3 separate regions of the Homo sapiens genome follow, and all the other regions are linked to region 3. The links are chromatin contacts, found by Hi-C or POLR2A ChIA-PET in ENCODE. All regions are on one chromosome and are shown on one strand. The core of a region is the stretch at or near the end of the contact, and the rest is flanking DNA. Distances in the headings are between cores, read along the strand shown. Region 1 overlaps LOC107984380 (a long non-coding RNA gene). Region 2 holds the start of CASP4 (caspase 4). Region 3 holds the start of LINC02552 (long intergenic non-protein coding RNA 2552).

The links. A loop is a pair of places that touch in the nucleus more often than their neighbours do. ChIA-PET counts read pairs that join two places held with the same protein, here RNA polymerase II (POLR2A). Pooled maps may share reads with other maps.
Region 1: a loop to region 3 is called in a pooled map, with 4 times the contacts of the local background. The contact joins the enhancer-like site here to the promoter of LINC02552 in region 3. A Hi-C loop is called at or near these places in 8 of 50 pooled maps. POLR2A ChIA-PET finds 5 or more read pairs at or near these places in 3 of 52 experiments (A673 and T-cell).
Region 2: a loop to region 3 is called in a map of IMR-90, with 2.7 times the contacts of the local background. The contact joins the promoter of CASP4 here to the promoter of LINC02552 in region 3. A Hi-C loop is called at or near these places in 3 of 168 maps with a recorded cell type or tissue (Caco-2, IMR-90 and naive thymus-derived CD4-positive, alpha-beta T cell) and 10 of 50 pooled maps. POLR2A ChIA-PET finds 5 or more read pairs at or near these places in 1 of 52 experiments (activated T-cell).

The regions. Positions count from the first base shown.
Region 1 is chr11:104,875,224-104,878,231 of GRCh38, reverse strand. LOC107984380 (a long non-coding RNA gene) reads right to left here. Exons shown (of 3, transcript XR_007062985.1): 3 at 2,664-2,957. Among named protein-coding and RNA genes, the nearest start is that of CASP4, 92 kb to the left of the region's middle. RefSeq lists a silencer at 907-996. Within about 2 kb of position 1,756, at least 3 of the 41 ENCODE cell types and tissues checked have a DNase peak (open chromatin) inside an H3K27ac peak, as active enhancers do.
Region 2 is chr11:104,966,687-104,969,825 of GRCh38, reverse strand. It overlaps CASP4 (caspase 4), which reads left to right and starts at 1,252. Exons shown (of 9, transcript NM_001225.4): 1 at 1,252-1,307. The coding sequence starts at 1,301. LOC124902813 (a long non-coding RNA gene) reads right to left here. Exons shown (of 2, transcript XR_007062986.1): 1 at 1,666-3,139; 2 at 1,246-1,541. RefSeq lists an enhancer at 253-1,452.
Region 3 is chr11:104,607,969-104,610,929 of GRCh38, reverse strand. LINC02552 (long intergenic non-protein coding RNA 2552) reads left to right here and starts at 1,628. Exons shown (of 4, transcript NR_120585.1): 1 at 1,628-1,693.

The DNA of each region.
Region 1 (3,008 bases), core at 507-3,006, 270 kb before region 3:
CATCATTGAACCAGCACCCATGAAGGCTGATGTTTCAAAAGAGAAGCAAGATTTATGCACATTGTGAACCCTAGGACTCAGGGAGTGTAGTCCTTTCACCCTGTTTGCACCTCTCTAAGTGAATTACCTTACCCCAATTCATTCTCCTTGTTTTTTGCTCAGTATTTTAATCAATTTAATAAGCCATGTGGTTTGGTCATTTTAATTTGGTCTGAAAGCCTTTCTGTTCCTCGACCTCTGGGATAGCTCACCAGTTAGTGCTTCCACTGCATCAAGGCAATTTCCCACATATTGCATTCTCAGCTAATGTAGTGTCTTTCTGTATTGAAAGAAGACTTGGGAAGGAGGCAAATGCTTCTCAGCATCATAATACTAAGGCTATCATTTTTCAAGTCAGGTCAAAGTCTAATTGATGGGATAAATTTATATTCCTTAATGAGACTAAACTATGTGTGCTTTAGAGAAAATGTAATATACTTAGAACTGGTGTGTCTGCCCTTAAGTAATTTAGGAAGAAATTCATCTTTTATGTTTACTGTTGGAGAGAATAGGGAATATTCCCCAACCCAAAGGAATAGATTCCCCAGGTTTCATCAGTGTGAGCATAGTCTGGGCAGAAGAAGAAAGTCTAAGGCACCAGACTTTGAATAATTCAAGAAGGAAAAGAGAAATGACTTTTATGATAGTTTAAGTTTCTAAAGAAAGGCAAGTAGAAGTGTTTTTGTTATTGAAAGTGGACCTCTGGAAGAAGACATGGATTTTGAAGACAAACTGAAAATTAAAATTAATTGAAACATACTAGATTCTTAAACTAGTGCATATATGAGCACGCACATACACTCCCACCCCACCCCCCCCACACACACACACTGAGGCATGAGAATAGGAAGTCACACTTTTTTCCTTCCTCTCTGTCTTATTTTCGTTTTACTTTCATAGCCCTTGATTCTCAGAACTGCTTAATCTTTTTCTGAAGTTCAGTGTATTTTTGGTCTGAAACGGCAATTCTCAGCAAAATGACACTCCTATTTTCTGATTATTTCAGAACTAGAAAAGCAAAGTGTTGGCCTTCTGAGATTTAAGAAAAAATCATATTGTTTATTTCTAGTCTCATGCACTCAACCAATCACTCACCTCCACATTTCTGACACTAGATGTATGGGAGTCTTGCCCCACACACCAAATAATTCTCCGGCAGACACTAGCTGGGTTTCCTATAATTCAATTTAATTCTGACACTATCTAGATAGATAATGGGATCTGGATAGTGTCTGATATGGTTTGGCTGTGTTCCCATGCAAATCTCATCTTGAATTGTAGTTCCCATAATTTCCATATGTCCTGCGAGAAACCTGATGGGAGGTAATTGAATCATGGGGGCTATTTTACCCATGCTATTCTTGTGATAGTAAGTTCTCATGAGATCTGATGGTTTATAAGGGGCTTCTCCCTTCACTTGGTTCTCATTCTCTCTCCTGCTGCCATGTGAAAAAACACATGTTTGCTTCCCTGTCTGCCAGGATTGTAAGTTGTCTGAGGTCTCCCCAGAGATGCTAAACTGTGAGTCAATTAAACCTCTTTCCTTTATAAATTACCCAGTCTTGGGTATGTCTTTATTAGCAACATGAGAATGGACTAATATGGTGTCAGATCCCACAAGTTAAAGGCTTATTACCATAAAAATTTCCCCCACTTCAAAGGCCAATTGCAAGTAGTAGGTTATCAACAATACTTCCTCTTAACCAGCTATAAATCATGTTTTGCATTAGTGGCTCACAGAAGTCAGAGAAACAGTTTACTTAGAATTACTGGCTTATTAATCATGGATATAACCAAGGATACAGATGAACAGCCAGAGGAAGAGGTACATAGGGTGAGGTCTGGAAGGATAGCTTCTGTCCCTATGGAGTTGAGGTGCACCATCCTCCCAGCACTCAGATGTGTTCACCAACTCAGAAGCTCCTGAACCCCATAGTTCAAAGATTTTTAGGGAGGCTTCATCATGTAGCCATGACTGATTATAAACTCCATTTGCAGCCCTTCTCTTCTCTTTGAGGAATGGGGGGTGGGGATGAGAGCTCCAAGCATATAACCACGGTTTAGTCTTTCTGGTGACCAGCCCCATCCTAAAACCCACCAAGTCACCTCATTACAACCAAAGATACTTCTATTACCCAGGAAATTCAAAAGGATTTAGGACCTCTGTGCCAAGACCCTACATCAAAGACCAAATATTAGAACAAACAATTAACCTACCACCTTTATCTACAATGTTACTAGGAGCTTTGTCTCAGGAATCAGGGCAGAGACTAAACATTAGAACAAAAGATTCTTTTAGCACCTCTATTGCTCAGAAAATTGCAATAGTTTTAGGAGTTCTGTGCTAGGGACTGGGGTTAGAGACCAATATGTGTATTTCTTATTACTTCACTGATCTTCCCTGTCTGAAGAAAAGTACAGAAAAGAAGATGTTCCCTGAGCATGAGAAAACAGGAGACCAATTTTCCTAATTTTTATTCATTGGGCAGCAAGTGATATCTTCACAGGATAACAAGTGACAGAAAGGAGAGAGTCTGCTAAAGTAATATTAGATATCCCCATCTCTTTTGCATCCTCGCCAACCCTACTCCTGCCTCTGATTCATTCTCGAAACAATAGCCTGAGTGGTCTTACAAAATCTTAAAACAAAAAATCCTTAACAAACCTTTCCGACGCTGCTAACTTCGTTTTATATAATTTGTTTTCTCTGAACCACATGCAGACAAGCAGTTTCTCACCTAAGGGCCTCAGGGCCTCCAGGCATTCACATGTTGTTTTTTTCTGCTTGTAATACAGTAATTTTCCTTTCATTGTCCATTGGGCTAACTCATATGCCTTCTTCAGCCATCATCTTAAGAGGCACTTCCTCAGAGAGGACTTCTCTGATCCTCAGTCTAAACTGGATATCCTGTTATTTACTGGCATAAAAATGAGATTTTAAAAAATCCTTCAATGTACTTGTCACAAAT
Region 2 (3,139 bases), core at 3-2,502, 360 kb before region 3:
CAGGTCTGCTGCAGTGTGCTGAGGATCTACTCCAGACACTGTTCACCTATGTATCACCAATGGAGGCTGCAGAACAGCAAAGAGTGCTGCCTCCTCCTTCCTCCGGAAGCTTCTTCCCAGAGGATCACTGACCTGACGCCTGTTGGAACTCTCCTGTATGAGGTGTCTGGCAACCCCTGTTGAATGGTCTAACCCAGTCAGGAGGCCCAGGATCAGGAACTCACTTAAGGAAAGAGTCTGGCTATCCCTTAGCAGAGATGGTGCACTGGGCTGGGGGAATCCCCCTTGTCTGGATCGCTGATACTCTTCAGAGCCAGCAGGCAGGAAAGATTAAGTTGGCTGAACCTGAGACCGCAGCTGCCCCTCTCCGCAGGTGCTCTGTACCAGGGAAATGAGAGCTCTGTCTGTAAACTCTAGGTGGAGTTGCTGAAATTCCTGCAAGCATTTCTTGCCGGGAGAGGAGGGATGGATCCCGGTCCCACCTAAAGAAGCAGTCTGGCCATGATCTGCCACAGCGGCTGTGCTGCACTGTGAAGACTGCTGCCCAGTCCAATCTGCCCAGCCTCCCTAGCACTGGTAGGGAAAAACCGCTGACTAGAGCTGCAGTAATGGCAGTCGCCCCTCCCCTGGGGAACTCGGTCATCTCTGGCGTACTCCAGGCTGCTATGCTGGCTAGTGGGGATTCTAATCCAGCGGATCTAAGCTTGCAGGCTTCTGTGAGAATGGACCTGCTGCAAGGCCATTTTGCTCCCTGGCTTCAGCCCCCTTTCCATGGGAGTGGACGGGACTCCTGCCTCACTAGAGTTCCGGGAGCTGCTGGACTATGTAAAAACTCCTGCAGCTCAGTGCCTGCCCAAAAAGCTGGAAATATGAACTATTGGGTTAATTCTTATCAGGAAATGAAAAAGAGTTGTTAGATTAAACTTCTTCAGTCATTGTCGTTCTTTGTAATCAGAGAAAGAAAAACTGAGAGATCAGGAAGAGAAGAGACAGATGGATAGAAGAAGTTTGGGTGGCCACAGGAAACAAGAAAAGAAACAAGCTGAGGTGTCAACCCACAGGATAATATTTTGTCATTTTCATTTTTTTCCCCCAAGTCAGAAACTAAATTCCAGTAATTGGATGCCAATTTGCTGATGACAAGGCACTTCCTGATAATGAGTCTGGAATTCTGAGCAGCAGTTTCACAATCTGTAATTACACGTTTCCGCCCTTTGCAATAAGGAAATACATAGTTTACTTTCATTTTTGACTCTGAGGCTCTTTCCAACGCTGTAAAAAAGGACAGAGGCTGTTCCCTATGGCAGGTGAGTCCTTTTCTGACTAGGAGTTTGGGAGTAGGAACTTAGAAAACACTTGATTTATTGCTCTGAAATAAACACAAGAAAGGAAGTGAGCCGATAGCACACATGTTGAATTCCTTTTCTTACTGATTGTGTGTAGTTTGAATCATGGGACCTGGTGTTAGAGATATTGACGGAGGTCATATGTTTTCCAGATGTCTTTGAGCCAGAAAGAAGTTAATTCCTTTCTTTCAGCTTCTGGTAATCAAAGGGAGGGTAAAGAAAGCCAGAGGAAGTTATTTGTGTGAGACAATTCTAGAAGTTTCGAAATGCACTCTGAAATCTTTCTTTTGATTCCAAATTAATTGCCCAGATCACAAACCTTTTTCGCAGAATCAGATCTGAGAGCCTCTGAATTGTTATCTTCTTCGACATCTCTTATTGTGAATTACATTCTTGGTCTGTTTAAAGTGATTCAATTTTTTCCTCTTTCTCGTTGGTCCTGATACTGACTACTTTAATATAATATTTCATGGGTTAATATCACAGTTGTTTTGTTTTGCCGTTGTTATTGTTTTTAACTGGTATCCTTCCCTCCAGGACTTAACTCTCCAATCCATTCTGCACACAACTTTTAGGTCACCTGTCTTATACACAGAAGCTGAAAAAGCCTAAGGGATAGAGTTACTTAGGCAGCTAGTATTCCAGCAGGTCATAACGCTTCTTTGGCTTCATTCTCCTCACAGGAAAAGGAAGAAATTGGACTAGATCAGTGAATTCTAAACCTTATAACATATCGCAGCAATCTGTAGTCATATAAAAAAAGTCAGATGACTACCCCCTTCCTCACCGCGAATAGCTCAATCTTAAATACCCTGCAGGCATTTATTACCTTTGAAGATCGTCACATAATTCTTATGAAACTGACTTGACATAGGTTTGTTCTATTAGGAAAGTTGACCAGTTAGTTAACACTCTCTGCTTATCTGCTAGTGATCTATTAATGTAATTAACTTTGCTCAGGGACATACAGTGGCTCCCTATTGCCTTTTCTCTTTTTTACTATCTGAACTTTCAGACAATTTTTTCTACCTTTTGAAACATGTGTATCCAGTTTTTCCATTAATCTTTGTAAAGCATGATTTCAACTTCATAAAAAAATACTGTATTTACTTCACTCATATTACCTTGTTGTTGTTTCTTTACTCCTTTGATTCTCCCTATAGAACAATTCTCTCCGGGGTTTATGTCTAACTTCACAACATTTAACTTAAGCTCTGGAATCAAGGGATCATTAGATAAAGATAGGGTAAATTGAAAGCCACTAGTCAAAAACAAGTCGTGGTTTGATAATTATAAACAACCAAATGTAGACAGCTATTATTACCTTAAACTCTTGAGGAATTGTATCCTGTAATGTGTTTAAGCATTACATCACTTTGCCTGGAACCAAAACTGTGGTCCTGATAAGTTTTTTCCTCTAATTGATTCCTGCCATTTTTATTATCACTGCAGCTTTCATTCAGTGATTATTATAATAACAAAAAATAATCTATAGTAACCATTTCTTTAAAAAATACTTACCATATGATAGCTAATTCATGCACTCTCTCTGATTTAATATTTAACATCAATCAATACAGTTGTGCTATTATTTCCATATTGTAGTTGAAGGGGATACTTAGAGAATGCCTCCAAAATATGCTTTAGGTCAAAAGTCTGTTGAGAGGAGTGGTCTCAGGTTGGCATGACTCTCAAACTCTGCCATTAATCTAACTTTCTGCAAACATCTTCAAATACTTGCCCTGTCTCTGATCACTGCCACTTCAGTCCTGGCCTCACATTTCTATTCCTTC
Region 3 (2,961 bases), core at 379-2,878:
TACTTTGAGGTTGAGGTTGATGTGACATTCTCTTGAACATATTTTAATACTAATGCATATTTAAATTAAGATTTTAACCTCCTGACGTTCAAACCAACAAGCCAATCACTATCCAACTAGAGAGACATGTCTTACAAATAAGATGACACGACAAAAATCACTTGTCTTGAATCTATGTTTATTGCACAAGAGATTTGAAAAAAGACTAGTTGTTTATTAATATTTTGACAGTGAATTTTTATATTAAAATAGCTTTTCCAATGGATTATACACCCAGAAACCATCCCAAATATATTTGTCTATATCCTGAAAGGCTGCTACCTAAAAATGATGGTATGGCATGTGTTCAAACATGACATCCATTTCATTTTACAATTTTATCTTTTTATATAGCAGGTAGATTTCTGGCTATCCTACACAATATAATTTTTTGTTTCCAAGAAGACCAGATGAGGTAGGCATCTGTATTAGAAATACGCTAGACCTCCCTATCAGAATCTACCTGTCCAGAAATAGTATTATTTATTGTATCCCTTTTTGATCCTTGTTACCAGCCTCAAAGTAGCAAGGCTTCTTCAAAGAAGCTTAGCTTTGATCGTGACCAGAGCCAGGTTGACAGGTGAGATGTTAAAGTTTGTTTTGCCCCAACATGATCTTGTCATGACCCATTTTGGTGCCATGCAGCTGAAGGTATGTTTTGGTTGAGGATTCTAACTATTCTAACTTCCAGTGAATTCATGCACAGCTGGATCTTGTTGGGAAAAAGAATCATCTTTCAACCCTTCAATGGTATTTCCTACTTACCATTTCATTTAACATTTATCAGAGTGCCACCTTTGTAGTAAAATGCTGAAGTGAAAATTCTTATGTTTAATAGCAGGGAAAAGTGAAAATGATTGTATCTGATTGAATCTGTACTTGCAGTGAACAGTTTAAATTTAAATTGGGAAGGTGCCAGAGGCCTATTGGCTTCCTTCCGTAATTGTCAAGTTCCATGGAATGGAGGAAGTTATTTTAATTCCAAGTAACAAGAATAATTTTGCATCCTGAGATCCAGTGCTGCTACTTAAAACCAAAATACACCAACATTTTATGGCACAGAAATACAGAAGATCCTTCTTGCCAAATGCCTCTGTGTTTATTTACTTCAAGTCCCAGAAGAACAACCCAGATCAATTTTGCCACTGACATTATAAATAGCATAGCAAATTCATAAGGAGTCTTTTCTTCAAAGAACGGAAACTAATCTGAAGTCTGATTAAACTCACAGGGTCCTTGTGAGGGAGATGGGAAGAGGCAGAGTATTTTGTCTAATTTCAAGTTCAAGAAAGCAAAGAACACAAAAGTTAAGTGGCTGGTGTCCATTTACTCAAGTAAATGTATTCAGGAGTTGAGCCAGAAATAAAGATCAAGTCTTCTGGCCCATGCACTAGGCCCCATGCTGCCTCACAGCTTTCAAAACCTTCATTTTCTTGGGAAATGCTAAAAAGCTTTCCCCTACCATACATACTAGATTCAGACACACTGCCATCTACTGACCCACCAAAGGATGTGCCAGCACAAGACATCCTGACCTTCAAGGGAGGGAGGAACACCTTGAGAGGAGTTGAGATCCTGCTTTCTCTTCAGAATGCCATCTCTAGGATGCCAATGGGCTGTGTCTACAGTACTATGTAGGAAAGTGCTGCAAGAGGTAAGTGAATTTAGAATATTTCCTCCCCGATGAAGGGATTAGTATTCTGGCACTATTAATATTTATATAACGATGTCACAATGCACCATGTTGTCTATATGTGGGATATCCTTGAAATAACCCCTTCCTCTCGTACTCTTATTTTGACATATTCGTCTAGGGATTTGAATAGTATAAGACAGCCTTTCTTTTTCACATAAAACAGTTTGAGGAATGCCATACGATTTTTGTGTTGTCTATTTTGTCTTTCACTGGTGTCCTATAAGATGTGCTAGTTATCCTACATGATGCCAAGAAAGGCATAATAGAAACCAAGCTAAATAGCCACAGTCCTGTGCTTGTAGAAAATATCATAAAATGTCCTAAAAGAGCTCTAACAATAGGAGAACTAGGCTCCTAACTATAATTTCAGCAATATTCTTTTTCGTTCAGAGCCAAGGTATTTTTTTCCCAGAAAAAATATCAGTGTCTTTCTTGCCACATCAACCCTTTAGAGGTTGCCTACATTCTTCCTAGAATAAAAGTAACATTTTAAAGACTTCATCAAGCGATGATGAATACAATTACTGTTTTTATTCCATTTTTACAGCCAAAAATTAAAGTTATGATGTTTGTCTATTGCTTGTGATTGTACTTAGTCCATTGCCTCTAAGAAAGAAGTTGAATTTAAGTATGTGGACCATATATTTCTTTTTTGATGAGTGTAAATGGATAAAATTAATATCTTAATATATAATCAGTGTCTATAAAAGAATCCACGTAGTAGCAGAGAAGCATTTGTGCCATGCTGGTTACTTGTCTTCATTTGCTTTGAGATCTCAAGAAAAGTTTATTTCCCAGGATGGTGGTTCACAGGCATTGTGGTTGAGGACTATACATAGAAAACTAATTGTGAAAATAGAACTTATTCCTATTCTTTCAGGATATGAAATCTTATGTTCATGACAATTTAATTGTTTTTATAAAATAATTGGTTTGGCATTACAGTTAGTAAAGCAGAACTTATCCTTTGAAGTTTACAGCTTGGAACTCAATCTGAAGAAGACCACTGATTTAATTTGGAATAAATGTCTATATGTGTCCAACCAAATCTTTACAGAAATATCTTAAGTCTTCTTAGGCAGAAATAAGAAACTGTTGTTTCCAAATTTTTTAAATGTCAAGAGGGTCTCTAAAATTATGACAGAGATGAGGGATACAAGGAGAGATACATAAAGAATGGAAACATCTGGGAGTTTTACTGACTCAGTGAAACTAGGGCATTGTGA